Linked DNA regions of Homo sapiens: region 1 is linked to region 2. A link is an interaction called in ENCODE POLR2A ChIA-PET data of the cell type or tissue named here. Cell type or tissue: HCT116. All regions are shown on one strand. Links, peaks and the distances in the headings refer to the core of each region. The heading gives the core; the rest is flanking DNA.

Region 1 (12,420 bases), core at 2,737-10,736, 170 kb after region 2:
ATGGGGAGAAAAAACTTTCATAAAACTGGGCAAGCTAAGCTCAAAATCCTTTCAATACTCCAGGCAATTTTTCATGTCCTTCACTTACAATTAAATTATTTTTGTCACTCTCAATGGGAGCAAGACCCTCTAAGATTAGGAGTTAATAAAATTGTTGCTCATTTTCTTCTGCTTGACTCTACAGACTCCGGCAAATACCTCAGGAATGATATCAGGTGCTAGTTACTGCATCAAACTAAGTTTTGTTTTTCTGTTTCTCAGCTCTCAATTATTTATATGCATAATCACTAAGTAAACAGGTATAAAAATTTCATGTACATTAGTCAGAAGCAATGTTTAAAAAAATCAATAAAGCCAAAATATATTAGGCAGTCAATGCCTTTTTTCCCCCTAAAGAATTGAAGTCTATGATTTGGCTTGCTGCCCATACAAATTATTATCAGATTTCATTAAAGCAAAAATTTAAGTAGTGTACATCTGAGTTTGCTGGTTTTTTGTTGTTACTTTTGCTAAACTGTGCTAATCCTTCTGTAATTTAAGGTTTGAGCAATAGAACAATGAAATGAAACTGGATTCACCCTGTTTCAAATTTTCCAGGGGCTTCTTTCGTATTTTCACACTACTGACAGGCTAAATTTCTCCTCTGACCTTAATTCTACACAACCTCAGAACAAAGTATTCTTTTCTTTTTTTCTCTTCAAAAGACTCTCACTATCCTTTAATACCAACAATTGTGTTTAGATGGCCAAGTGTCTGACTCCATCTCATCAAAAGGCTGCTGCTGGTATAGTCCAGTTTGGACTATCAGTTTTTTAGTCAGTAACTTTCATGGATTTTTTTTTAGTTCATGGACAGTTACTGAGGTCAAACAGTACTATCTCTTACTACTCAGAGGTTTTTGTTTTATTATAGGGTAAAATGTCTTAAGTCACCGTGAATTATAATAGCAGACTCATGAAAGAAAACTACCCCCTAGGCTGGGCATGGTGGCTCATGCTTGTAATCCCAGCACTTTGGGAGGCCGAGGCAGTGGGATCACCTGAGGTCGGGAGTTGGAGACCAGCCTGACCAACATGGAGAAACCCCGTCTCTACTGAAAATACAAAATTACCTGGGCGTGGTGGCGCATGCCTGTAATTCCAGCTACTCAGGAGGCTAAGGCAGGAGAATTGCTTGAACCTGGAAGGCAGAGGTTGCGGTGAGCCAAGATGGCACCATTGCACTCCAGCCTGGGCAACAAGAGCGAAACTCTGTCTCAAAAAAAAAAAAAAAAAAGTAAGAAAACTACCCCCTGCTGCGAACAACTAAGAGAGAAGTTAACCATTACAAAGTAACAATTGTGCAGGAAATTATGTCACTGATACAGAAGTTACTGGTTAACTGGAGTCCAGTTTCTGGAATTAATGGAAAGGGCTACTTTAATGAACTATGATGTTCTGATGTCAAAGGTTGAAAATTTTAATTAAAAAATTTTGTATCAGTTGATAAGACTGTGAGCAGCAGAGGAGATAATATTATTAAGGATAGACATCCTAATATTTTCTACTCACATATATTGGGTTCCAGCTTACTCAAAAACTACAGAAGATTCAGTAATTGCCCAATATAGCATTTTTCAACCCCTCAGTTTGGGAATCTTTTTGATCATTTCCCAGTGACATTTTCAGATAATACAATGAAACCATACTGCATGTAGATTTTAAAAGCACATTTTGAAGCATCTTTATGAATAAAAAAGTTTTAAGAACATTTAACTTAAAAATGCAGTAAAATGTTACTCAGCACACCCTGAACCCTACCTAAATGTAATTTTTCAACCATGATCAACTCCATTTTAATCTGAGGGAGACAAATGGCAAAACGAATATCAGGAATTTACTTAAACCAGAGGAGGAGAAGAGAAAGGAAGAAACAGGCCGGGCGCAGTGGCTCACGCCTGTAATCCCAGCACTTTGGGAGGCCGAGGTGGGTGGATCACGAGGTCAGGAGATCGAGACCATCCTGGCTAGCACGGTGAAACCCCTTCTCTACTAAAAATACAAAAAATTAGCCGGGAGCGGTGGCGGGCGCCTGTAGTCCCAGCTACTCGGGAGGCTGAGGCGGGAGAATGCCGTGAACCCGGGAGGCGGAGCTTGCAGTGAGCGGAGATCGCGCCACTGCACTCCAGCCTGGGTGACAGAGCGAGACTCCGTCTCAAAAAAAAAAAAAAAAAAAAGAAACAAATCACCACACTTCATTTTTTCCCAGATGCACTTTTTTTTAATTGTTATTATACTTTAAGTTCTGGGGTACACGTGCAGAACATGCAGTTTTATTACATAGGTATGTGCGTCCCATGGTGGTTTGCTGCACCCATCAACCCATCACTTACATTAGGTATTTCTCCTAATGCCATCCCTCCTCTACACTCCCACCCCGACAGGCCCCAGTGTGTGATGTTTCCCTCCCTGTGTCCATGTGTTCTCACTGTTCGACTCCCACTTATAAGTGAAAACACGTGGTGTTTGGTTTTCTGTTCCTGTGTTAGTTTGCTGAGAATGATGGTTTTCAGCTTCATCCATGTCCCTGCAAAGGACATGAACTCATCCTTTTTTATGGCTGCATAGTATTCCATGGTGTATATGTGCCACATTTTCTTTATCCAGTCTATCAATGATGGACATTTGGGTTGGTTCCAAGTCTTTGCTATTGTGAATAGTGCCACAGTAAACATATGTGTGCATGTGTCTTTATAGTAGAATGATTTATAATCCTGTGGATATATATCCAGTAATGAGATTGCTGGGTCAAATGGTATTTCTAGTTCTAGATCCTTGAGAAAACACCACACCATCCTCCACAATGGTTGAACTAATTTACACTCCCACCAACAGTGTAAAAACATTTCTGTTTCTCCACATCCTCTCTAGCACCAAGATGCACATTTTTTTCCACATCTTTAAATCTCTGAAATAAGGATGTGCCTTACAGTCAATGAACTCTTACAAGTAATTGTCCTGGCCAGGTGGTGGTCACGGCATAGGTGATTGCATGAGCAAATCAGAACTTCATCATACTGTTCACATTGTCATCACTTTAGATGAGATGTGTGCATGGTTATTATCTCAGATGTTAAGTTTAACTGACTTTTACAATGATTTTTGATGTTGTTGTTGTTTTGTTTTGTTTTGTTTTTAGCGGTAGCAAAGTTTATTGTGAAGAGCGAAAGGACAAAGCTTCCCCACGGCACAGAAGGGGACCCGAGCAGGTTACCTGATATTTTTTAAGATTACAACACGATTTAGAATTGAAATAAAGTTTTAGAAATGCCTTAACTAAAATTTTGCTTGCATTTCTCTGTTAACGTAAGAGAATGTTATATTATAAAAATATATGTCCAAAAAAGAGAAATAAGAAAAAAATCTATGTATAAGTAAGTCTAAAAGAATACTTGGCCAGGTGCAGTGGTTCATGCCTATAAATCCAGCACTTTGGGGAGGTTGACGTGAGAAGCTTACTTGAGGTCAAGAGTTTGTGGCCAGCCTGAGTAACACATTGAGACCCCTATCTCTACAAAACATTTAAAAATTAGCCAAGCGTGATGCTGTGTACCTGCAGCCCTAGATACTTGAAAGGCTGAGGTGAAAGGATCAATTGAGCCCAGGAGTTCAAAGTTACAGTGAACTATGATTGCACAACTGCACTCCAGCCAGGTTGACAAAGTAAAACCCTGTCTCTTGAAAAAAAAAGAATACTTTCAGTAAGTATAAAATTTTTGAAAATCTATGTCATAAGAAGGCACTGTGTCATCATTTAATCAGAAAATTTTTTCTTTGTTAAGGGTACATTAAAAAATGGCACATCTTGTAATCACAGTTACCTTAGACTATAGGGAGTCATCCCAGGCTGTAGATCGCAAATCTCTCCTACAGAATTACATGTACAACTGGATGCTGCCACCACTTGGCCTTTCCTAAAAAGTCTATGCTCAGCCGGGCTTAGTGCTCATGCTTGTAATCCCAGCCCTTTGAGAGGTCGAGGCGGGCAGATCATTTGAGGGCAGGAGTTCGAGACCAGCCTGGCTAACATGGTGAAACTCCATCTCTACTAAAATAAAAAATTTGCTGGGCAGGGTGGTGCGTGCCTATTATCCCAGCTACTTGGGAGGCTGAGGCAGGAGAATTGCTTAAACCTGGGAGGTGGAGGTTGCAGTGAGCAGAGGTCGCAGTGAGCTGAGATCGTGCCACTGCACTCCAGCCTGGGCAACAGAGCGAGACTCCATCTCAAAAAAAAAGAGTCCAGTTGCCATCAACATTTCTTCACCTTCGAAATCACGAAGTTTCCCAGTAGAGGAAGAAACAAAGCTGGTAGCTGTCTTCTTAGGATCTAGCCATCTTCCTTTACAGATGCTCTTCAATTTACAATGGGGTTTTGTCCTGATAAACTTACTGTAAATGCAAAATATTCTAAGTGAAAATGCACTTAATACACCTAACCTAGCAAACATCACAGCTTAGCCTAGCTTGAACACATTCAGAAGATTTACATTAGTCTACAGTTGGGCAAAATCATCTCACACAAAGCTTATTTATAATAAAGTGTCGAATACCTCATGTAATTTATTGAATACTGTACTGAAAGAGAAAAACAGAATGGTTGTATAGGTACTCTTTTTCTTTTCTTTCCTTTTTTTGAGATGGAGTCTCACTCTGAAGCCCAGGCTGGAGTGCAATGGCGCAATCTCAGCTCACTGCAACTTCTGCCTCCCGGGTTCAAGCGATTCTCCTGCCTCAGCCTCCCGTGCAGCTAGGATTACAGGCACCCACCATCATGCCCAGCTAATTTTTTTATTTCGTAGAGACAGTGTTTCACCATGTATGCCAGGCTGGTCTTGAACACCTGACCTAGGTGATCCCCCTGCCTAGGCCTCCCAAAGTGCTGGGATTGCAGGCATGAGCCACCTTGCCTGGCCGTCCTATGGGTACCCAGAGTATGGTATCTACTGAATGCGTGTTGCCTTTACAGCATCATAAGTCGAATCACTGTAAGCTGGGAACCGTCTGCACTCTCATCAACCACTTCGATTGTAAGATATTATGGAAACTAAAAGTGAGTTTATCTGACATGAGAACTAATTCTAGGGTATTCACCAATAAAAAATTATATTTATAAACATAGCCCAGATCACCAAAGAATCACTATTTACTGTTGCAGAAAAGAATAATACAGTTTAGAAACACTCCCAATCAGAAGGGTTGAAAGAAACATGGGCTTCAGGTTAGCCGATGAACAGTTAGCTAGACTATTCATCAACTAAACCTGAAACCCATGCCCTGCACTTGCTGGCTCCCTGAAGTTCTGCCATCTCGTATCAAAATTTGGATACTTTGAGACCCTCCCTTAGACATAGCATTATATTAAAATGTACATTTAGCAACATCATTTAAAAGAAATTTTTAAAAATTAAAAGGTGCAGATACCTCTCCATCAGTTTTAAAACTTCACTGCCGGCCAGGCACAGTGTCTTACGCCTATAATCCCAGCACTTTAGGAGGCTGCGGCAGGCGGATCACCTGACGTCAAGAGTTCGAGACCAGCCTAGCTAACATAGTGAAACCTTGTCTCTTCTAAAAATACAAAAATTAGCTGGGCATGGCAGCGGGCGCCTGTAATCCCAGCTACTCAGGAGGCTGAGGCAGGAGAATTGCTTGAACCCAGGAGACAGAGGTTGCAGTGAGCCGGGATTATGCCATTGCACTCCGGCCTGAGTGACAGAGCAAGACTCCATCTCAAAACAAAAACAAAAACAAAAACAAAAAACAAACAACAACACACACACACACACACACACACACACTTACTTCACTGCCATGTCTGGTAAACTGGATAAAGTCAGAATCTTTCCCAACCTTCTCAGAAAAGTGAAATCAAATTCTTCTCAAATCATTCTAGATGAGACATGTCTGGGCCTGGCTTCACATTGATCATGTAGGCAGAAGGCAGCAGAAAGTACAGAGGCATATCCTGTAGTGAACCGGGTTTCTAAATAGATAAAATGGTGAAATTTAATAAATGGTACACCATGTCTTACAAAGTTTTACTCTATTTAATTCTAGCTCCCAAAACTAAATTATGTTAAAGTCATTTCTCATGAAATTTGCTATATCATTCTTGGCTGTTATCCAGAGCCAATTCAAGCATATTACAATATGAAGTGTGTGTACATTTATTTTTTAGCACAGAACAAATGTACACTTGTTAAGATCCACTATATTTACAAGCCAGAATCTCAAACATTTTGACAGAAGTTAAATGCTTATAAAAAGAAAAAAATGGGCTGGACATGGTGGCTCATGCCTGTAATCCCGGCACTTTCTGAGGCTGAGGTGGGTGGATCACCTGAGGTCAGGAGCTTAAGGCCAGCCTGGCCAACATGGTGAAAACCCGTCTCTACTAAAAATACAAAAAATTAGCTGGGCATGGTGGTGGGCACCTGTAATCCCAGCTACTCCGCAGGCTGAGGCAGGAGAACTGCTTGAACCTGGGAGGCAGAGGTTGCAGTGAGCCGAGATTGCGCCACTGCACTCCAGCCTGGGTGACAAGAGAGAAACTCCGTTTCAAAAAAAAAAAGAAAAAGAAAAAAATGCTACCTTACATTCAACACCTTCTCAATATACCCATCAATCTCATATAAAGGTAGAGGCTGCACCAATTATCAACTGTCACCATATGCCACGCATTTTCTTCAAAGTAGAGAATGTTAGTTTTAATACTCTTATTCTGAGAAATTATTTTAAAATAGCTATGTGATGCAGCAATCTTTCACCTTGAGGTACTATCTTACAGTACTGATTTCAAAAATGGTAACTAAAAAAAAGAAATTCAGTGTCAGGCAGCATGAGCTTAGATTATAAGAAAGGAGATGTGTTCAGAGTACTGATGTAAAATCTAGTTATATTTCTGATTTCTAGATAGGAATTAACTCTCTCTGACAATCTTATATTAAAATACAAGCACGTATTAAAATAGGTAAGAATAGCCGGGCGCGGTGGCTCACGCCTGTAATCCTAGCACTTTGGGAGGCCGAGGCGGGCGGATCACAAGGTCAGGAGATCGAGACCATCCTGGCTAACACGGTGAAACCCCGTCTCTACTAAAAATACAAAAATTAGCCGGGCGTGGCGGCGCGTGCCTGTAGTCCCAGCTACTCAGGAGGCTGAGGCAGGAGAATGGCGTGAACCCGGGAGGCGGAGCTTGCCGTGAGCTGAGATCGCGCCACTGCACTCCAGCCTGGGTAACAGAGCGACACTCCGTCTCAAAAAAAAAAAAAAAAAAAAAAAAAAAAATAGTTAAGAATAAACAAGCAAGCTTAGGAATAGTGCTCCCTCCTGTGGCCAAACTTCTTGAAAATCATGGGAAAAGGCATCTCCTGGAATCCTCAGATAGGTCATGGACACAGACCTCAGAGAAGCCCACCTGCCATTGTAGGTGCTGTTTTTAAAAAGGAAAATGGGCCAGGGGACTCATGCCTGCAGTCCCAGCACTTTGGGAGGCCTAGGTGAGCGGATCACAAGGTCAGGAGTTCGAGACCAGCCTGGCCAACGTGGTGAAACCCCATCTCTACTAATAATACAAAAATTAGCCAGGCATGGTGGCGGGTACCTGTAATCCCAGCTGCTCAGGAAGCTGAGGCAGGAGAATCACTTGAGCCCGGGAGGTGGAGGTTGCAGTAAGCCGAGATCCCACCATTGCACTCAGGCCTGGGCGACAGAGCAAGACTCCATCTCAAAAAAAAAAAAAAAGCTCACAAAGTTGGGATTTCATTTTGTGGTAATGGACACAATAAAACAGAACACATTTGAAGTCATAAAAGCCTAAAGAAAAATAAATTTAACTTAGTGCTGGAGTCTACTAACCGTTTTACAAATTTTAATATCTACCATATGTGAAGAAGATGTCTATGAACATTTAAAGGGATATAACTTCTAAAACAAAAGAAATGGTTTTGGGGAGGCCAGGTGCAGTGGTTCACGCCTGTAATCCCGGCACTCTGGGGGGCTGAGGTGGGCAGAACATTTGAGGTTAGGGGTTGGAGACCAGCCTGACCAACATGGTGAAACCCCATCTCTACTAAAAATACAAAAAACTAGCCAGGTGTGGTGGCACACATCTGTAATCTCAGCTACTCAGGAGGCTGAGGCACGAGAATCGCTTGAACCCAGGAGGCAGAGGTTGCAGTGAGACGAGATTGCACCACTTCACTCTAGCCTGAGTGGCAGAGTGAGACTCCATCTAAAAATTAAAAAAAGAAAAAGAAAAAAAAAGAAATGGAATGGTCTTGGGGTTTGTAGATCCTACTCCTTATTATAAAACACAGTGGTTCTCAACCAGAACCACTCCGAAGATAATAGCAATGTCTAGACACATTTCTGGTTGTCACAACTCTGGGAAGGGGTGCTACTGGGACCTAGTGAGTAAAGGTCAGAAATATTGTTAAACAACCTGCAATGCACAGATCACCTCTCATCCCCAGAAAGAATTATCTCGACCAAAATGTCAATAGAACTGAGGTTGAGAAATCCTGATATAAGAATATTCTACAATCATTTTCATGTGCAATCTACAAGCCATAAACTTTATAAATAGTATTTATTAAATTCAAAGCCAAATACATTTTCACTAAAACTCCAGCAATAAAATCAGAAATTCAGGAAATATGATTCTCATGAACTCAGTCTCATGTCTGATTACATTCTTTTAGGCTATTTTGTCTTATGATATACTTACAATGTTTAGCCGTTGTCTTTCAAAGTAGAAAATACAGGCCACATGAGGTGGCTCACACCTATAATCCCAGCACTTTGGGAGGCCGAGGTGGATGGATCACCTGAGGTCCGAAGTTCAAGACCAGCCTGACCAACATGGCAAAACCCTGTCTCTACTAAAAACCCCAAAATTAGCCAAGTGTGGTGGCACATGCCTGTAATCCCGGTACTCAGGAGGCTGAGGCAGGAGAATCATTTGAACCCGGGAGGCGTAGGTTGCAGTGAGTGGAGAGTGTGCCATTGCACTCCAGCCTGGGCAACAAGAGTAAAACTCCATCTCAAAAAAAAAAAAAAAAAAGAAAATACATTTCAGTGTTTTGGTCGATAGGAAGCATGAGATATAAATTCATATATGTATTATTGTCCCGTGGAGAAATGCTAAGAGAGTAAAATTGTTTAAATTAACTCCAGGTGGGTCTAAATGTTTTCATTAGAAAATATGCCTGCTAGCAAAAGTGCTTTGAGAGCAGGAGCAAAGAGAGAACAGATTAACAGACACATTGTCATCCCTCCAGCAACCAAGGAAAAGCAATTATTTTAGGACTGAGATCCCCAGCCTGGGATCCTTGTATCCTTAGGCTCGTGAAAATAAGAAGAGTCTGAAAGCTATTTTCACCATGTCAAAAATCATCTGATAACAATGGAACATTTATCTATAATAAAATAGATTAGTCTCACTAAAATGAAAAAATCAGTGTGTAGACACTTACTACATGGAAGTTCATTTCATCTAATGTAACGTGGCCGGAATTTCTATACCCTCTACAAAAAAAAAAAATACAAACAGTTCTTTAGGTTTAAACAAAAGGTTGCAAACTACTGGCCTGAAGAAACCAAGCCTTTAAGGTGAATAAGTGTGGAAAAGTAAAACCATAATACAATATTGCATCGACTTTGTTTCTCCAGTTTGCTACTTGCAATCTTCATACAGTGTTTGGTATATGATTACAAATGCAAATATTCTGGCTTAAGCCAGAACTTTAAAAAGGAGTAGAACCTCCCCCAAGTTCAGAATGGTGGTGATGGCAGTCAGAAAGCCCCAAGGGAAACAGCAGAGGGACTGTGAGACCAGACTTCTAAAACCATGACAGAGAACCATCCTCCCACATCAAAGCTGAGGATCTGCGTTGGTTTTTATGAAGGAGGCCCATGGGTTGTTTCATTATGGAACTTAATGAAAATTAGAGTGATGGTAACTTCTAACCCCTTTATTACAACCAGCCTAACCATCACTACTCCACCAAGAGAGCCAAAAGCATTGTGGTCTTGGGGTAACTTTACTATTTTATTTGGGCTTACCACCAATTAGGTAATACAGATGGTCTCTGACTTATGGTGGTTTGACTGATGATTTTGCAACTTTATGATGCTGCCAAAGTGATACACAACCAGTAGAAACCATCCTTTGGATTTTGAATGTTGGTCTTTTCCTGGGCTTGTGCTATGCTGTACAATATTCTCTCATGAAGGTGGGCAGCAGAAATGAGTAGAGCTCCCAGTCAGCCAGGTGATCACCAGGATAAGCACCCAATACTCTACAGTGTACTGTGTTGTCCAGTGATTGTGCCCAACCCTAGGCTAATGCACGGGTTCTGAGAATGTTTAAGGTAGGCTAGGCTAAGCTATGATGTTTGGTAGATTAGATATATTAAACACATTTTTGACTTATTATGTATATAGATATATCTCTAGTGACCAGGCGCAGTGGCTCACGCCTGTAATCCCAACACTTTGGGAGGCTGAGACAGGTGTATCACCTGAGCTCAGGAGTTTGAAACCAGTCTGGGCAACAGGATGAAACCTTGTCCCTACTAAAAATACAAAAAATTAGCCGGGTGTGGTGGCACATGCCTGTAATCCCAGCTACTTGGGAGGCTGAGGCACAAGAATCACTTGAATCTAGGAGGTGGAGGTTGCAGTGAGCTGAGATCATGCTACTGTACTCCAGCCAGGGTGACACAGTGAGACTTTGTCTCAAAAAAACAAAACAAAAGATACATCTATAGATAGATATAGATATGTAGATATAGCTATAGATAGACATATAGAGATATAGAGATCAATAGACATATCTAAATGTGTGTAAGTGTATCTATCTATCTATCTATCTATCTATCTATCTATCTATACATATATGTACTTTTTTGGGGTTTTTTTTGAGACAGGACCTTGCTCTGTCACCCAGGCTGGAGTGCTGTGGTACAAGCTTGGCTCACTGCATCCTCAGCTTCCTGGCCTCAAGGGATCCTCCCTCCTCAACCTCTTGAGTAGCTGAGACTACAGGCATGCCACCACACTCAGTAAATTTTATTTTTTATTTTTTGAAAAAGGGTCTCACTATGTTGCCCAGGCTGCTCTCAAACTCCTGGTCTCAAGTAATCCTCCCACCTCAGCCTTCCAAAGTTCTGGAATTACAGGAATAAGCCACTATGCCTGGCCAGATATTTTCAATTTACAATGGGTTTGTCTGGATGTAACTCCATCACAAATTGAGGAGCACCTGGACATACTAAGAGGTGACAAAGGGCCTGCCCTCCTCAATCTCCTTTGATGGCTCCTCCTCCACCTCCGCGGTGTTGTTTGGTGTGCCTTGGGGACTGTCCTGGGCCCCGTTCTCCTCTCTTTCCCTAGGGAATCCCCTGCGTTCCCATGGCCTCCCTTATTATCTATATGCCAAAACTCCTACATTTCTATATCTAGCCTAGACTTACTTTCTTCGCAGGTCTAGACCAATGTACCCAACTGTTGTTTTTTTGTTTTGTTTTGCTTTTGTTTTTGTTTTTTGTTTTTAATTTGCTTGTTTGTTTGAGATGGAGTCTTTGTTGCCCAGGCTGGAGTGTAGTGGCATGATCTCAGCTCACTGCAACCTCTGCCTTCCAGGTTCAAGCAATTCTCCTGCCTCAGCCTCCGGAGTAGCTAGGATTGCAGGTGCCTGCCACCATGCCCAGCTAATTTTTGCATTTTTTGTAGAGACAAGGTTTCCCCATGTTGGCCAGACTGGTCTCAAACTGCTGACCTCAACTGATCCACTCGCCTAGGCCTCTCAAAGTGCTAGGATTACAGATGTTAGCCACCATGCCCAGCCCAGCTGTTTATTCTGTTGGATATTTATGTGGCAATGTTGAACTCACCATGCTCAAAATGGAACTCCCAATCTAAACCATCACTTCCTCCAGGGTTCCCCGATTCAGCACACAGCATCATAATTCAGCATCTTGCTCCTGCTAGAATGATATAATAGGTTTCATCTTTATTTTCTGTTATGAACTGAATTGTGTTCTCCTAAAATCCATATGGTGAAACCCTAACCCCCAGTATCTCAGAATGTAACTGAATTTGGAGATAAGGCCTTTAAAGAGGTAAAGGCCTTATCTCCAAATGGGGTTAACTTTATTAGGGTAGGCAAAATGACTCTATTAGGGTGAGCCCTAATCCAATCTAACTGGTGTCCTTAAAAGAAGAGATTAGGACATGAAGAGATACCAGGGATGTATGCACAGAGAAAACCATGTGAGGACACAGAGAGAATATTGACATCTACAAGCCGAGGAGAGAGGTCTCAAAAGAAACCAACCCTTGATTTTTTAACCTTGATCTTGGACTACTAACTCCCAGA
Region 2 (12,420 bases), core at 2,758-10,757:
GCAAACATTTGTACAGAAATTTAAACAATTCCCATTCACTCATGGCCAAGTTAAACCGATAGAGATCATCTTCATTTGACAATATCAATGTAACCAGAATTGTACTTCATGAATATACCATTCTTGCTATGCAGATATTTATTAGAGTTTGAACCTTAGCTAAAATACCAAAACAAGTTACAACATAGAAATCCATTGCAGGAGGTCAGGGGCTGCGAGGAAGTAGAAGAAAGTGAGAAACCTGCAGAGCAGCACACATCCAGGCAACAAGATACCTTCTACTTGCACGCCTGAATGAAAGCATTCAATTTACTATAATCACTAACAATCATTTCAGACAGAGACATAAAAAACTCCTTAGCTTCAGAAGGCTTCCTAAAAATTCATACAAAGAATCTTAAAAAAAAAATAGCCAAAGAGAAATCAGGATTGTGAATTTTCTAAATCTATCTTCAGTTGATAAACCTAAGATAGAAGACTGAAATCATTCTCTAAATATTTACTTCCAAATTATATATAAATATATACTTAAAGGATTAAATACCTAGCTCAAATATGAAAATCAAAATGGACTGGATATGTGTTTTCAAAAGTTATTGATCCCAATTATTACCGAGTAACATCTCTAATAATCCAAGGCTCCAACATTCACTTTCAACTACTACCAATAATATGTTTCTACTATAAGTATAAAGCAAGTATCAACCACTTTCAAAGCCAATCTAACTCTCAGACAAGTGCTAGTGATTCTGTAAACTGTGGTTCTCACTCAAGGTAAAGTGGTTTACGGTGTAAATGTGCAAATCAGTGCAAATCAGTCATCCTGAATAAAGGGATTGGATTTTTTTCACCTAATCTAAATTGGCACAGGTAATAGGCCTGAATTGCTCATTAAATCTGAGTGAGGGTGTTTTCAATTTAACTGTTCTAGAATTTTACAGATTAATGTGCTTTGACTTGCTTTAAACAAAGTGAGATCTCTTGAATCTTAGCATTTAAGGTGTTTATATTTGCTCCATAGTAATGTTTGAAGAGGATGATAAATTTTTATCAGAGTCGATACCTTGCTCAAGATATAATAACTTTAACTGGTGGTTAATCTTCCATCTTAACATAAAATAGAAGTTATAATGTACTCAGTTTAGCATATCTGTTCTGACTATGCATAAAGTCTGCAATTCAAGGAACTGCTGCCAATAAAAGGCAGATAAAAACAAATTTTCCGTAAGATACATTTCCCTGCAATATCTATCATGTTCCAAATTTTATTTAAACAGCCTAACATAAGCCCTTTTAAGCAATTCTATTGGACTCCATTTTAAGATGATGACCTAACACAAATATGCCTATATCAGCAATTGACACAAACACAACTTTTGTACTCAGATACAAAATGACTATATGTTAATTTAGTGCCCAATTTGAGAGAATCAAACATGAAATATCAAATCAATGGGAAAAGAGATCTCAGTAGCCTCAATTAATGATAGGAAATATTCAAATGAGCCATAAAATAGTACTATTTATTACAAAATTATCAAGGAAGAAGATTCAAAATAGATCAAAACAAACCAGCCAGCATTTTTTTCACTTGGATTAAGGTTGCTCCAACAACAGATATTGATTGAGCATCCACCAGATTCTGTGTTCTTTTCATGTCATGACTTGTAGATTTGTTCTCTATCTATAATAAAAATGTATGTATGCTGTATTTTAGAAAAGATAAAATACATACCATTTTATCTGTCAGTTTTGTTTTGCTTTTTTTCTGATACAGGGTCTCACTCTGTCACCAGGGCTTGAGTGCAGTGGCACAGTCATAGCTCACTGCAGTCTTGACCTCCTGCCTCCATCCTCCCACCTCAGCCTCCTGAATAGCTGGGACTACGGGCATGCATCATCACACCTGACTAATTTCTTTTGCTTTTTGTAGAGATGAGGTCTCCCTACATTGCCCAGGCTGGTCCTGAACTCCTGGGCTCGAGTAATCTGCTTACCTCAACCTCCCAAAGTGCCGGGATTAAGGCCTGAGCTACTGCATCCGGCCTATTTTAAAAATAAATAAAAATAAACCTTTGGGGAAAAAAAGAAAAGATAGAAAATATTCCTCTCAAGCATTTTAACCTATGATTGGGGTTCATCAAATAATTTCATTTGAAAAGGAATAATTCTGGCTTCTTAAGTTCAACAGATGGTATCTTCCAGATATCCTTGCTTCTTTCTTAACTGATAACTATGAAATACTAATGATCTACTTGTTTTAATCTGGGAGGAGGAACAGAAATAAAAGTAGTCTTTTATTGGATTTCTTATTGAACTATAATTTTTAAAATATTTCCATTGTATTAAGTGCAGTTGAATTAACTTTTATTTTGTTGTTATATTTTATATACTTCCAGACACAAGAAAACGCAGATGTTGGTAAACTTAAGAAAATATCTGTTTTAGGATAAGTGGGAATGCTGATATAGTCAAGAAACATTTTTTTATTCAACATTTACCTACAGCAAGATATAAGTTAATAATGATGATGATGATTAATACTTAGAGGATATTTATTGTATAATGAACACCACTTTAAGCATATTACATGTATTTAATAATTTAGTTCCCATAACAACTTTATGAACTACTAGAACCTGCATTTTACACGAGAAACGGAGATATTTTCAAGTTCACAGGCAGCAAGTGGTAGAAGCAGGACTCTAATACAGCAGCCTGACACACAGTCCATGCGTTTCATGAATTTACCAGTGTTTTCTAATCTGCCAACCATGACCCATTAGTAGATGGTAACATCAGTTTAACGGGGTGCAACTAGTGGGGTTATTTTTAATAAAATAGAAGACAACAGAAAATCAAATGCAGTACCCGGGTTGGCTGTGTGGGTATACGACCTGTGCGGTCACACAGGGCCCTGCTCTGAAGGGCCCTACCCATTGATTTAATGCTCCACTATCACCAACCACGTTAAAATTCTTAATCATTTTATCCTTGAACTTGTGTGCTTTGTAAGTGAAGTTCAATGAAAAACTGGAGCAGGCTCATGAGAAGACATGGGTGCAATATGTGTGTGTTTGTGGTTACCAAGCAAGCGTGTTAGGTCAGCATCTGAACAAGGGGTGAAGGAGTACAGAGGGTGCTCACAGCCCCTAGAGGCCACACTTTCTATCAAAACCAGAACTTGCTTCCGAGGAGGAAAGGAGACAATGGCATTCTAAGAAATAAAGATGACCAAGGATAATTCTGTCCTGTTCTTTCTTAATTATATCAGCCAACCTCTTACACTGAAAATGACAAAAGAGAAGGAAAGTGAAATATAAGGCTACCCATCGCTCCTTTTCTTCAGTCCTTACTCAACAGTAAGCCTAAGGTAAAGAGGGTTGGTAGAATGTATACCTATCAAGAAGTAAAATAAAAACAGTTGAGTTAGCTTTGTACAGTATTTCCATTCTTCTAATAAGAACAAGATGCATATGCAGGTACAAAATAAGAAATACCAATTGTGTAATTTCATTAATTTCATGCTCTTAAGTTTTGCACTTAAAATTGGCATTGCACAATAAAAATAGTAAAATTAGTATTAATAATGGACATTTTTAATTTTTATTTACTCAGAATGACAGTAAGTAGCAAACAAATTAACAACAACAAAAAAACAAATCCATGACAGGTCAAGAAGCGGAGAAGAAATGGAAAAAGACATATGTAACTACTTTTAGCAGCATTCTTCCCTACTTTTTGAACATGAGGTCCTACATCTTCATTTTGCTCTGGACCCCACAAATTATGCAGTCAGCCCTGGAAGGGTAACTGTCATTTCACAAAATTTTTATTTCATGAAACAAATACAGTATATGTGAGTATTCTGGATCAGGATGTAAATTTTTATCATATTATGTATGGGTCACAGTCAGAAAGCTGAAAAACCACTTCACTACTACATTAGTCTGTTTTCATACTGCTATGAAGAACTGCCTGAGACTAGGTAATTTATAAAGAAGAAAAGAGGTTTAATTTACTCAGAGGTCTGCACAGCTGGGGAGGCCTCAGAAAACTTACAATCACGGCAGAAAGCGAAGGGGAAGCAAGTCACATCTTACATGGCGGCAGGAGAGAGACAGAGAGCAAGAGAGCGAGAGCGAGAGAGTGAGCGAGCGAGCGAGAGAGTGAGCGAGCGAGCGAGAGCACATGCAGGGGAAATGGTCACTTTTAAATGATAAGATCTCATTAGAACTCCCTCACTATCATGAGAACAGCATGCAGGAACTGCCCCTATGATCCACTCACCTCGTGGGGATGACAATTTTAGAAGAGATTTGGGTGGGGACACAGAGCCAAGCCATATCATCCACACTGGAGAAAACAAAAGGGGTACAGACCTTCTCTCTTCATCATCCTAAAGGATAATTCACTTAAGAGGGCACCTTGATTACCTGAGTTTTAGCTCCTTGTTATGTTCTGTGTCATAACTAAACTCCTCTGCCCAACTTCTAAGACCGTCAGAATTTGGCCTCACTTCAGCCTTAACAACACGTCCCACAGCTCTGCAACTAGACCCCTCAACCCCAAAGGGACTCGTGATGTCTGCTCACTTGCCTGTCCTCCTCTTCTCTGTCCCCAGAGCTCCTTCTCACCTCTGCACTCATACAATCTCCTCACAGCCATGTTTTTCCCTTCAAGACACAACGTGATGGCCACCTCCCCAGAAGTCTTCCACATCTCTGAAGTTTTTACACTTATTCTCTGTACCCTAACAGTACCACATGACAGACAATTTAGATGTTGCTACAGAGAGGAGACGACACTGTTTCATATCCACTTCCCCCAAAGCTCTTCACACACAACATGGTCAGGTTACATACAGCACTCCATATGGAGCTAGGACAGGGAAAGCAACCTAGTTTTGTTTTTGTTTTTAGGATGTCTACTACGTGCTAAGTCCTTGCCTCACAATTACCTGTGAAGTGGATATTTTTAGCCTACTTTATGGATAAGGAACTTGAAGTTTAAATAACATGCCTAAGGCGGCATAGGCAGGAAGTGTTTGAGCCAGGGGTAAGGCCCAAGTTTCTCCCTCCATGATGCCTTTTATTACACCCATCGTTATCTACAGAACCTTGGAGGAAGCATCACCACTGTTAAGGCACTCAACTGCTAAGTACACCAACTAGACCAAATCTGAACACATGTTTTAAGAGTCATAGGGGAAAGCTATGTTACTTTGAACTTTTAGGCTGCTTCTGAAGTCATGGATGAGAAGAAGCAAATTCGAAAGTTAAAAATGGAAATAGTAGGTCTGGGTGGAGAGATGGCAGGGGCAAATGAGGGTGAGTAACTTTGAGCTCATCTGGGGAAAAGGTGAGAAAAAGACAAGAGAATATTCTTTACAATAAATCACAACTGTAGGGCAGTGTACAAATTAAACTTTGGAGGAACAAGAGAGAAGAGAGCCATTAATTTACAAAGGGAAACTCAGGCATAGAATATAAGGTGTGATGAGTTTGAGTCTAGCGGGCGCCTTGAAGAGACTTTGGAGAAAGAAAAAAGCTTCATGTTTTTTGCTTAATGAAAGAACAGTCAAGAACTTTACCTGTGAGCTTTTCTTTAAAAACTGCAAACTATTATTGAATGTTCTAACCATCTTTTAGGATAATTTTTTTCCAGATGAAGTCAAATTATATTCTTTTTTCCTAACTTAGGGTTTAGCTGTTGGAATCCTTCTGTAAAAGGCATAATTGCCAAAATAACCACAGGTTTAATACCTGATTATATCAGAAATCTCAGTGGAAATAAAAATGTTAATGTGGGATATGGGTATAACATGCACTAATACACAGTATGAGAACATCTGTAACTTTGTTTTTATTCTTAGCTCAAAAGTTAAAAGCAAGGGGTTTAATTTCAGGGTAAAGAAAGTGAAAAACCATCTGTTTTCCTTAGATGTTCCTAAAGCTTATGTATATTATTTCTCGTTAAAAATAAGAACATACTAAAAAGTTGAGCTACAGATATAACAATAGCATATCCATAAGGCAATAGAATACGCTACAATACAAAATAAAAACAAGAATTGAATAACTGTTTAAACAGCGAAGTTACAAAGTTCTATTATTAAAGCCATTATTATTTCCAATCATATTTGCTTATTTGAATATATTTTCCTTTTTTAAGCAGTATATTTCCTTTTTCAGCAAATAGCTGAACTTTTAAGAAAAAAAGACTGATTAAAGTGTATACTCTTATATGGGTATGTGTGTATAAAAAACCTGATTTTCTCCTTTTCAAAAAGTCAGTGGCCAAATGAATTTAGCACACAATAATGAATTCCACAGCTGGGTTTAAATGGAACATGGCAAACCTATATCAGAAAACTTTTGGAAAAAGCTATTAAGATGAAGCTCATAATATCATTGAAACTGTGCCTGCCTGAATTGACTTCATTATGAATACAATTCTAAGAATATTCACACAGTCCAATTTTACATTTAAATGTATGACACATTGTTCTTAAGTACATTTTAAGCTGCACATTTTAGAACTAGATGATGAAACCACGTGCAATTTTATGGTGTGGTCACAAAGGACACCTAGGAGAGGCTGACATTTCTGTACACGAGTGAGTGAGGCTAACTCTACGCAAACATGAAGAGCGCTTTGTGGTTCCTGCTTCAAATGGCATCCAGAAAGTCATATTTTGTGTATCGAGCACTCTCTCTCACTTTCCCAGTTTATCTATTTTGTGAGACTCATGCAGGTTGCAACAATTTTACTTTAACTTTGGAAAGGCCTTTGAATTGCTGGAGGTGGTACACTCTAGCAAATGAATAACTGAATAAATGCATAAATGATAGATAATCCCCAAAAGAAAATTCTACATTAAGTAAACAATCCATGTAAATTTTTTTGCATATCCGACTTACCTCTTTGAATTTCTTAGCTTATCAGAATAAGCCATAAATGGCATTGGATAAGGATCATGCCAACCAGTCTTTATAAATTACCATGTGTCTGAGGATCTGCAGCTAACAACAGTTGCCACTTTGGCCAGTGTAACCACCAAAATGGTACTTACAAAGAAAAGTACAATTGATGCAGAGAGCAGATGTCTATGACCATTACATATCTGAAAGGGCTTAACAGTTCAAACTGTTCTTAAACTTCAGTGTGCCGAGCTTTCCCATCAATGGGAAATAAAAGTGAAAGTTTCTATTTCTAATGACCTTGACCTCATCCTTGGTCTTTCTCTTAACACTGAGGATTGTGACAATCTGGATCAACTGCAGATGCCCACCAGGCGCACAGATTCCCGCCAACCCTCTCAAGACAGAAAAAAAAAAGGAAGATTCAGGAAAGTTTTCTCCCTGACAGTCAGAGGTGGTGTAAAACTGGCATCACCAGAGTTCACCGGGAATGGGCTCTCTATCCAGCTTTGCAGTTTATAAACACTTTCATCAGTTCATTCGTTCATTCATTAATTCATTCATTCATCCATTCATTCATTCAGCTGTTCATTCTCTGAGCACCAACTCTGTACCAACCACTGCCACTGCTTCTTAGACTCTAAAGATACAAAGAACCAGAGCCCTGCGCTTCAAAAGGAAATGGCTATGTATGCAACTGGGCACACTATGTGTTCTCATGGTCTAATAGACATCTGCCAGGGGTACAATGGTGCACAGAGGACAGAGCTGTTAAACACCTAAGATGAAGAGCTTACTAATATGATCTGCTCAGTGCTCTTTAACTGAAGCACTTGGTGAGCGTGTGTGTGCATGTGGTGTGTACATGCATGTATATGTACACACACATATGTGGTGTGCACTGGTGCTCAAAACTCAAAACTGGGGTGGCAGAAGCCGGAAGGTAAAAGGCTTTGTAAGCCCCCTCTCAGGAATGTTGCCCAAGGATGAGAGGGAACCACTATGGAAGATGAGCTCACAATGACCTTCAAGCATTCCTTTCTCCAGGAAGCCCACCCTGGCCTCCCAGTCTGCTCTCAGCTACCAGCTCCCTCTTCTGTGATCCCACAGCATGCTGGATCTGCCTCTATCATAGGTAGCACTTACCACCCAGACTATACAGACTGATTAACTCCTCTACGAATGCCCTGACTCACTTAAATTCTAAATATTACTTTAAAAGAGCCTTAAAGAGGAAGTTTTAAGGGAAGGGACCACGTCTTATTCATCTTTATATCCTTAGCATCTAACAGAGTTATGCAACCAATTAAAAACATAATAAATGTGTGGGTGCGTGTTTCCATCAGATTGGTGCTTTAGAAATACTCCTCTCAGAGCCATGTAAGAGCCAGCATAAAGAGCAATGAGAATGAAGAGGTTTAAGTCTACTCCCAAGTCCCCTCCTCCAATTTGGGGGTCCCTCCCATACCCAGATTTTTATAAGTGGTTGCTAGGTCTAAGTCCCAGAAAAAAAATGTGAAATTGCATAACTGCTGTGGGACTCTGGGTGCTTTTTTTAAATTTCAAGAATGGAACTAAAGGTACCATTTCAGTTAGATATACGATGATAATGAAGCTGTCAGAAGTAACTCCTGAGCACCTGCAACATGTTCAACAATTTGTTAGGTGCAATCCATCTAGGAGAAGCAGTAGACACAAATAAACACATCTTCTCCTGACCAGAAAAACATGCAGTTAAACTTGATACACACACACACACACAAATATGTGTGCATATCTGCATATACATACTGAACGTAGATATGAAGATGGATAGAAAGCTCACAAAAGAACACTAAAAACTGAATATTAGCCTGTGACTATAAATCAGTCAACCATGCTCAATGTACTAACCATCTCCCCTTCCTAAGCAGTCCTCAACACCAGGCAGTCAGATTGTTTTAACTCTTCACTTAAATGGTATGAAATTTCTAATGTCAGCAAGCCTATGATTTACTTACATTTTATATATTACATTAAAACAACTCTTAGAAAGTTTTCACACACACACAGACACACACAAATATAATGTCCTGAGACTATAGCTCTTTGATAGGTCTGAAATTATTTTTTGTTTTTTAATTTGACTACCTAATTCAGCCTAAATGAATTATTCCCAAAAAATCATAGCAACTGATTTATTTTAAAAATCATGTGCTTCCATTAATATCAGAACAGTAAAAACAGTCAGCATATTATAACAAAATCTAATACAGCAATTATTCACTACTACACACCATTGTGAACCATTTACATCTAATATTTTAGCCTACAAGTCTGTCTCCTACCACTTTCTCTTGCTTGCGTCCTTATCAAAAATCAGTCAGCAAATATTTATTCCTTACTATATGTGTGATCAGCATTATGTAAGGATAAAAGATGTCTAAAACATAATACTTGCCCACAGTGGATTTATATTTTAATCGGAAATAAACATCCATTGATTCATAAACTTCCACAGAAACCTATGCCTCAAATCTCCAAGATTCAGGTATTGTGGTAACATTTTGGATGCAAAGATTAACAAAAGACACAGTCCCTGGCCTCAAATAGATCATCTTCCTAATACATAATAATTTACATAATAGATGCCACAATAAAGGTGTGTACAAAGTGCTAATAGTACCATAAGAAAAGAATGATTCTTTCTAAGGGCTCAATGAAGTTTTCCCAGAGAAACTGAAATCTGACCAGGCTCCCACAAGGCTTTCACAAGCTGTGTGGTCACTACTATGGCTGGACCATCCCCTATGTGAGCATGAGGGATGAAAACTGGAGCAGACTATGGCAAGACTTGCATCCAAAAGAGACAGGCTCCACTCTTGTCAACAAGAAGCCACCAAAATTTCTAAGAATGATAGGACTGTGATCCTATCTGTGTTTCAGAACAATAATTTGTGACAGTGTCAAGAATAAATTAAAGGAGAACAAAAGTGGAGGCAGACAACCCCTTAAGCAGGAATGCTCATGGGCAGAGAGAATATGATCTAGGGTAATGGCAGCAGAGTCAAGAGGTGGAAACTGATTCCACAGCTATGTTGGAAATAGACCGAACAGTATCCTGTGGGAGGTAGCAAGGAAGAAACACAAGCCAAAAGGTGACTCCGAGGTTTCTCACTTAGGCATCTGAGTAGAATATACAGGGAAGATATAATTAACAATGATCCACAAAGAATGAATTTGATTTAAAATCTCTTAAGTTTGAAAATCCTGTGACATCAGTTCACATACTCGGGAGGCAGCCAGGATGTCAGAGTAGTGTTCTGGGAGATTTGGAGTGTAGAGATACCGAAGAGAAACTGCTTGTGATATAAATCTTAGAACATGACACAAAGATACACAGAGAAGGGGATTGATCTTTCTTCTCCGACTGAGAAAGAACAAAAAGATGGAAAAGCAGCAGACGGGAGTATGACAAAAACTAAAGGAAGGGCATTTGAGAAGATGGCAGTGTACCCACAAAATATCAGCATCATGTACTGAGTTAATTAGGCATTAAATAACAGAGGTGCCTTTTTGAGAACTTCTGGATGAGATGCCAGTTTTGTGACTCAGTAAGTAAATGTGAAAGGTTAAGATCAGAGAGGGTGAAAATTACAAAGTCTTCCCAGGGAATTTGTACTCCCACTGGGCCCTTCTATGTGGTCTGTAGAAAAGAGAGATGGGAGAACAGGACATTCCAGGTAGGAATTAGAAATAAGAACAAACCACTGAAGAAGCAGGGATTATCAAGAAATCTAACTAAAGAGACCCATCTTCTGAGATGAATGTTGAGGAATGAGAGACGAAGCCAGACCCGTCAAAAGAGTTACACTGTGGAGCACCCTGAGGGTTAATCAGAGACCCTGGACAGATCTGAGACAGGCCATAGCCATGCCCACAGGTCCTATCTGCCAGGTGTTCCCTGCTCCTAGAAATAACCGACCACAGCAGCCCCAAATTATTCCTGGCAACTCTTTCCACACTAGCCCCTGAACTGCTAACTGGCTGGGAATGACAGAATCCACCTGCTGGTTTTGCTAGCAGCACATGATGCAAACAACAACCGTCTGCCCGTTTATCAGCTGACCCTGCCTGACCAATATTCACAATGACTGTCTCCCGATTAATCTGGTAAACAGAAGGGGGCAGGTCAAAGATGTCCAGGGGCTTACCTCTCAGAACATTCCAATTAACCTATCAGGACAGGAAGGAAGAGATTAAAGACCTAACTTTCTCACTGCTTTCAAGTTGCTGGAAGATGGTGATTCTCCTACTTGCTGGTTCTATCTTAAAAGCCTGCCACCTCCTTCCTTCTCTTCTGCAGTTTGTGCAAAATTACTCTTGTTTTAATTCATAGGTGGAAAGTTGGCAAGCTTCAATAATTTTCTTTCACAATTTCTACCAAACACACATAGCAGCAGATGAGGTGTGAATTATCAGTATCTTAAATAACTGAAGCTAATGAACAAAAAGAGTTTAGCTCTTAAACAATTAGGTATAAATCAGCTCTGGCTTCTTTTTGGAATCTGGAAGGCTCTTCTTACTGCAGACAAGAGCAAAAGGTTACAGCAAATTTGTAGAAATGTCTGCACCCAGCTTGCAGAAATTTACTCATTGGTTTTTTAAATGAAGGCACTGTTTACAGCATTAATTGGAGATTTTAAGCAGCAGGTGGTAGGATTTCATTTTATTTTGTAAAGTTAAGTCTAACGGTTGTCAAATGGCCTGGGTCGAAGTGAATTATTTTGAGTTTTTTCTCAAGCTCTCTGAAATGAAGCTTTTACTGCCTGCCAAGTAATGGCCTTCTTTTGCCATGTAAATGTGGGATCAATCTAGTTTTAAACAGAAAGATTTTTCTAATGCATTTTTGGTATTTTTCAAGCTGTGATACAGCTGATAGGAGTTCTGATAAAATGTGAATTACAGGAAATTCATATTTATAAGCATTTCCAAGTCATTTTAGAGCAGTGACTTTTAAACATCTGCTAATGAAGAATCCTGAAAGCAGCACTGTGTACTAACTTCGAATATTTCCTACCTCTGTTTCTTTCCTTAACCCAGGCTCTGATGGAATAATCACATCTTGGGTCTTGCCATCCTGAGTCTGGTTTTGTGAGCTCGTGGTCACTGTCCACAAAGAGGATGTGACTCAGAGTGGAGAGGAGAGGTGGGAGTCATAGGTCATAATCTCTTGAGGGGGCTGGTTGCCTAGTAGTTCTAGTTCTGTTGTGGCCACTGCTAGATTTCACAATCATACACTTCTGAAGTGCTTTCTGGTTCTGTTTTTGGCTTTTAATTTTCCCCCAAAGAATACCAGAAATCATAGCACTGCTAAGTAGATGCGTTGTGAAAACATATAGACAGGTCTCCCCTTGCTCTTTCTGTATTGGTTTCCTACAGCTACTGTTATAAGTTACCACAGACTTGGTGGCTGAAAACAACACACATTTATTGTCTTACAGTTCTGGAGGCCAGA

What was found. Peaks named below come from ENCODE experiments on the same cell type or tissue, not always from the same donor. Only the 100,000 strongest peaks of a DNase experiment are listed, where the experiment ranks them.
Region 1: POLR2A ChIA-PET joins it to region 2 with 6 read pairs; 2 of 35 experiments call an interaction of 5 or more read pairs at or near these places.

Annotation. Positions count from the first base shown.
Region 1 is chr6:24,382,070-24,394,489 of GRCh38, forward strand. It overlaps a transcript of DCDC2 not described here. Among named protein-coding and RNA genes, the nearest start is that of MRS2, 15 kb to the right of the region's middle. In HCT116, for the core only: a CTCF peak has its summit at 7,388 (motif pointing left); a DNase peak (open chromatin) is centred at 7,382; H3K4me3 peaks cover 921 bases.
Region 2 is chr6:24,216,741-24,229,160 of GRCh38, forward strand. The region is part of intron 7 of DCDC2 (doublecortin domain containing 2); the gene reads right to left. Among named protein-coding and RNA genes, the nearest start is that of NRSN1, 97 kb to the left of the region's middle. In HCT116, for the core only: no CTCF peak of the experiment used is centred there; a DNase peak (open chromatin) is centred at 6,571; H3K27me3 peaks cover 1,202 bases.